2 separate regions of the Homo sapiens genome follow, and region 1 is linked to region 2. The links are chromatin loops, found by intact Hi-C in ENCODE. Cell type or tissue: heart right ventricle. All regions are shown on one strand. Links, peaks and the distances in the headings refer to the core of each region. The heading gives the core; the rest is flanking DNA. Region 1 overlaps TMEM63A (transmembrane protein 63A). Region 2 has its middle 23 kb from the start of SDE2.

Evidence for each region. Hi-C counts contacts between places; a loop is a spot of excess contacts. Peaks named below come from ENCODE experiments on the same cell type or tissue, not always from the same donor. Only the 100,000 strongest peaks of a DNase experiment are listed, where the experiment ranks them.
Region 1: it touches region 2 in a loop (2.6-fold over the local background); 22 of 110 quality-filtered maps call a loop at or near these places.

What each region holds. Positions count from the first base shown.
Region 1 is chr1:225,848,495-225,851,399 of GRCh38, forward strand. TMEM63A (transmembrane protein 63A) reads right to left here. Exons shown (of 25, transcript NM_014698.3): 21 at 1,418-1,585; 22 at 403-518; 23 at 1-60. Among named protein-coding and RNA genes, the nearest start is that of TMEM63A, 32 kb to the right of the region's middle. RefSeq lists an enhancer at 1,736-2,282. In heart right ventricle, for the core only: no CTCF peak of the experiment used is centred there; a DNase peak (open chromatin) is centred at 1,672; H3K27ac peaks cover 1,995 bases.
Region 2 is chr1:225,974,990-225,977,894 of GRCh38, forward strand. No RefSeq gene overlaps it. Among named protein-coding and RNA genes, the nearest start is that of SDE2, 23 kb to the right of the region's middle. In heart right ventricle, for the core only: a CTCF peak has its summit at 1,177 (motif pointing left); a DNase peak (open chromatin) is centred at 1,132.

The DNA of each region.
Region 1 (2,905 bases), core at 308-2,807, 130 kb before region 2:
GAACGGTGGGGGCATGTGGGCCTCTGCCTCACTTCCTTTGTCACTTGCAGGCTCTTCTGTCTGCAGATAACAGCAAAAACTTGCGATGATAAACAAAACTGATCTCTGTGAACAAACACCCTCCAAACACACAGACTATTAACACCCGGAATAATAGTACCAGCTGGCACCAAGCTCCCCAGCAGCCCGAGAGAGGATGGGGTGGGGGAGTGCAGGGATGAGGGGAGGAAGGGAAGCTACACATGGCACCCAACCACCCACGCCTTTCCCATGGAGAAGCAGAATCTGGAGAAGGCTGCTGCTGTGTTGATACAGACAAGGGTGGGCGGGGTTGACAGCGAGCCCGTCCCACCATCTGTTCCTCCCAGGGCTTGACCGGGCAGTGGGGTCGGGGGCCTTTACTTTGTAGTTCAGAGGGCTGAGGTGCTTGAAGCATCCAAAGCAGGTGTGAGCCAGGCAGACCAGGATGGTGAGCAGCAGCACCAGGAAGGTGAACAGAGTGGCGGGGGCCTTCATACCTGGTGATAGAGGGTGGCTAGCCTTGGGGTGGGCAGGGAGGGGCCACCACCTACCCTCACCCTGCTGAGGAAGGGGCCGCACCTGGTGTGGAAACTGCCCGTGACTTCTCCCTCAGGCAGAAAATAAAGGTAAGGCCTAACCCCCCACCCCCACCCCTCAACTCCAGCAGCAAGGATGGTGTCTTCACAGCCAGGAACACACAGAGGGACCCACTGAATGACTGGCATCATCCCTGGTCAGATTTCAGGCACTGGGGTGCCAAGTCAATGGCAATTCTTCAGCCTCCTTGCTGGTCCGTTCCCTCCAGTCTCCAGTGCCCTGGGCTAGAGAGGATGGACCCTCCCACACCCCCAGTCTGACCGGGGCAGACGTGTCTTTCCCCCAGGAGTGTCAGTTTTCTCTCCTCCACGTCCCCACCTCTTCCATGCCAGGAGGTACAAGGAGCTGGGCCCAACCACCAGCCTCAAAGGGCAAATCTGGATCAGCTTCCCCATTTCCTCTGGTTCAGTCCCTGCACAGCTGATAAAGGCACTATCTTCTCTCCAGGGATGTATGGGACAATTGACCAGGCCTTCACAAGGGTTACACCTGCACTCGGGCTAGCTTAGGAGCCAGGCTGTCAACACCACACCCAACCAGCCCCTCACCCTGGGTATCATGTTTTGATTGGACACCTAACCAGTCCTCACTCTGGGCACCACATTCTGACTAGACATGTAACCAACCCTCATTCTGGGTACCACGTTCTGATGGGACACCTAACCAGCCCTCACTCTGGGCACCACATTCTGACTGGATGCCATGCTGATGCTGTGAAAGCAATGAGGGATCTGACTGGCTGGTGGGGATGCAGGGCTGGGAGGCCAAGGGCTGGCCCCAGGTCAGAAGGGCTGCTCACCCAGGCGCAGGAAGGAAAAGAAGTAGAGCCAGAAGAGGCACAGGATGGGGGCTGCCAAGGCCTGGTTCACAGCGGCAAAGTGGATCCCCTTCTCCAGCTTGGCTGGGAGGTAGACGAAGTAGAGGTTGTGCCGGTCCACCATGTGCTTGAGCAGGATGTAGATGAGGCCTGCAGGGGATGGGGCTGTGAGCTGGAGACCTCGCAGGGCCACACAGACACCTCTGTCCTCTTCCTCTCCGGGGCGGCTATTTTGGCAAGGAGCCAGGGCTGGGGCTGCTGCTCTACTGCCTGAACACAAAATGAGGCATCCTGCACCTCTGGCTACTAGTTTTTTTTCACTTTCTCTCTCCTACCCACTTCCTCACTTATCTGTGACCCCAAGGTGTAGGGGATCGGTCAGGGTGGTGGGAGAAAATTTAAGATAAAGTTATAGGAAATAGACACAAACCTTCTTGGAAAGCCGAGAGGTTTGCATAGCTTCAGTAAAGGGTTTGGCTGAAGGCAGCTGAATTCTCTTAAAAGCTTAGGGTGCAGATACATAGGAATGTGGGGGAGTTTACCTAAATAGCTTGTTTACTCATGTGGTCCTAAGACCAACCTTTGATCATCCACTGGTGCATGATTGCTCGCTATTCAGGGGGTCGGCAATGTTAATTACCCTCTAGTGGTGTTTACTCGAGACCTTTGTCATTTAGTCTGTACTAAATAAATGCGAACTTCGCCTGGCATTGAGGACTACACTGCAGACTCAGGCTGCAGAGCCCCTTAGCCGCACTGACAGGCAAAATATCTGTCAGTGTATGTCTGTCTGTCTGTTTTTTTGAGACAGAGTCTCTGTTGCCCAGGCTGGAGTGCAGTGGTGCGATCTCGGCTCACTGCAAGCTCCGCCTCCTGGGTTCATGCCATTCTTCTGCCTCAGCCTCTCAAGTAGCTGGGACTACGGGCGCCTGACACCATGCCCGGCTAATTTTTTATATTTTTAGTAGAGATAGGGTTTCACCATGTTAACCAGGATGGTCTCGATCTCCTGACCTCGTGATCCGCCCACCTTTGCCTCCCAAAGTGCTGGGATTACAGGCGAGAGCCACCGCACCCGGCAGTGTATGTCTTTCATCCGTCGCTGGGTCAGGGTCTGTGGGACAGACCCTGCACCAAGGGAGTCACAGTGTCTGTGATCCTGTCCCCACAGAACACTAACATTCCAGAATCATCTTGGAAAGAGGCTGTTTCACAGTTGGATGCCTGGCCTCAATTCCTCCCCAGCCCTTCCCATGCTGAGCCCCTGTATGTCAGTGCTCCCACACCCCTGGCCTTCTCCCACCCGGCTGATCCCTGCCCTCATCACAGTCAACAGAGAATGAGGCCCAAGGGTCTTACCCCAGGGGTGGCACAGGAGCACACAGGGGACCAACAGAAAGTGGGTGCTGCCTTTTCTATTATGCCAGGTTCTTTTGTTTTTTTATTTTTTATTTTTTTTGAGATGGAGTC
Region 2 (2,905 bases), core at 165-2,664:
ACACGTACATTTCCCACCAAGGAGAAATGCAGGGGCCAGTCACAAATAAATATGTCAGAGCTATACACAACACAGCTATATATACCCCCAGATTTATTTATTTATTTTATTTTTATTTTATTTTATTTTTGAGATGGAGTCTGGCTCTGTTGTCCAGGCTGGAGTGCAGTGGTGTGATCTCGGTTCACCACAACCTCTGCCTCCTGGGTTCAAGCAATTCTCATGCCTCAGCCTCCTGAGTAGCTGGGATTACAGGCACCCACCAGCATGCCTGGCTAATTTTTGTATTTTTAGTAGAGATGGAGTTTCGCCGTGTCGGCCGGGCTGGTCTCAAACTCCTGACCTCAGGCGATCCGCTCACCCCGGCCTCCTAAAGTGCTGGGATTACAGGCATGAGCCACCGCACCCGGCCCCAGATTTATTTTTGATAACACAAAAATAAAGACATGGTTGTATACACAGACACTGAAATTCCTCTAGCGGAAAACAACAGCAAATGATTAAAGATAACGTTGTTTGTTGAGGACAGAAGTAATAATGTTATGGGATATTCAGCAAGACTAAATGATTTATTCACCACCTGTACAGTGAAAACTGAAGCTAAATCTGAGAATTAAGGAATCAGAAAGAACAGGGCGCCGGGCGCGGTGGCTCACGTCCGTAATCCCAGGACTTTGGGAGGCCGAGGCAGGCGGATCACGAGGTCAGGAAATGGAGACCATCCTGGCTAACACGGTGAAACCCCGTCTCTACTAAAAATACAAAAAATTAGCCGGGCGTGGTGGCGGCGGGCGCCTGTGGTCCCAGCTACACGGGAAGCTGAGGCAGGAGAATGGCGTGAACCCCGGAGGCGGAACTTGCAGTGAGCCGAGATCCTGCCACTGCAATCCAGCCTGGGCGACAGAGCAAGATTCCGCCTCAAAAAAAAGAAAAAATAAATAAAAAAAGAACAGGGCCTAGTCCACCCCAGGCCAGCTGCACCTAATCATCAGTCTGCCACTTATGGTGTGTAGGGGAGTGTAGGGACGGGGAAAGGTGGGTCTCACAGGATTTGGCCATCCTGCTACCTGCTACCCCACTGCCAGGCAACACTGCCGCGCCACCTCCTCCCCACCTTCCCCAGCAGTCTCTCCCTGACGGCTTTGGCTGGCATTTGTTAGTGCACAGCGCCCTCTAGTGGTTACAGGAAGACTCTTCCTCAGAAATAGGTAACCTTTTTAATGGTTGGCTGGTGTTGAGCGACTCAACAGAATCCCTTTCTACAGAATTGCCACTCATGCACTCACTTCAGTTGCTCTCAGATTTTGGTAAAACAGTAAGTCCCAGTCATTTTCCTCAACCACCTTCAAAGACACCCATTTCTTTCTTTTTTTTTTTTTTGAGGAGGAGTCTCTCTCTGTCACCAGGCTGGAGTGCAGTGGCGCGTTCTCGGCTCACTGCAACCTCTGCCTCCCAGGTTCAAGTGATTCTCCTGCCTCAGCCTCCCGAGTAGCTGGGACTACAGGCGCCTGCCACCACGCCTGGCTAATTTTTTTGTATTTTTAGAAGAGACGGGGTTTCACCATGTTGGCCAGGCTGGTCTCAATCTCTTGACTTCGTGATCCACCCTCTTCAGCCTCCCAAAGTGCTGGGATTACAGGCGTGAGCCACCGCGCCCGGGCTAAAAGACACACATTTCTACAAGCAAATGTTTCAAAGCAGGTACATACACCCCAGTGGACATGTCATGTGGTCTGTTGAGAGATGATGAATTTATTTGGAATTCTGTTTGTTGTTTTATAAATATGTTAGTACACTGGATTCATTCAATAGATATTCATGGAGCACATTTTAGGTATCCGGCACTAATAAAACAGATCAACTCTCTGCCCTGGCAGAGCTTATTTTCTGAGGGGAGAGGGACATTTAACTAAAAAAAAAAAATATGATAAGGGGTAATAAGTACTATTAAAACAAAACAAAACAAAACAAAACCTGTCAGGACCTGGCACGGTGGCTCACGCTTGTAATCCCAGGACTTTGGGACGCCGAGGCGGGCGGATCACGAGGTCAGGAGTTCAAGACCAGCCTGACCAACACAGTGAAACCATGTCTCTACTAAAAATACAAAAATTAGCCAGGCGTGGTGGCACGCACCTGTAGTCTTAGCTACTCAGGAGGCTCAGGCAGGAGAATTGCTTGAAGCCAGGAGGCGGAGCTTGCAGTGAGCCGAGATCGCGCCACTGCACTCCAGCCTGGGCGACAGAGCAAGGCTCCATCTCAAAAAAATAAAACTGTCGGCCAGGCGCGGTGGGAGGCCGAGATGGGCAGATCACCTGAGGTCAGGAGTTTGAGACCAGCCTGGCCAACACAGCAAAACCCCGTCTCTACTAAAAATACAATCAATCAATCAATAGCTGGGCGTGGTAGCGCACACCTGTAGTCTCAATTACTTGGGAGGCTGAGGCAGAATTGCTTGAACTCCGGAGGCACAGATTGCAGTGAGCTGAGACGGCACCACTGCACTCCAGCCTGGGCGACACAGCGAGGCTGTCTCAAAAAAACAAAACAACCAACCAGTCAGGAAAGAAAGTGATGGGGGTGGGGGTTGCCATTTTAAACCGAGTGAAAGGTGAGAGAGTCTTCCCTGGGGACGTCTGGAAAAAGACTGTTCTGGAAGGAGGGACAGTCTGTGCCACGCCAGGGGAGCACAGTGTGTTTGGTTGGTTCAGGAAACAGCAAGGAGGCCCCGGGGGCTGTGGTGGAGTGAGGAGGAGTAGATGAGGTCAGAGAGGGGAGAGGCGTGCAGCCTGAGAGGGGATTGCTGGCCACTGCAAGTGCGTGGGCTTGTACTCCAAGGCCGATGGAGGGCTCTGACAGATGAGTGACATCATGTGGGGTGCACCCCCAAATGTTTTACTAATCA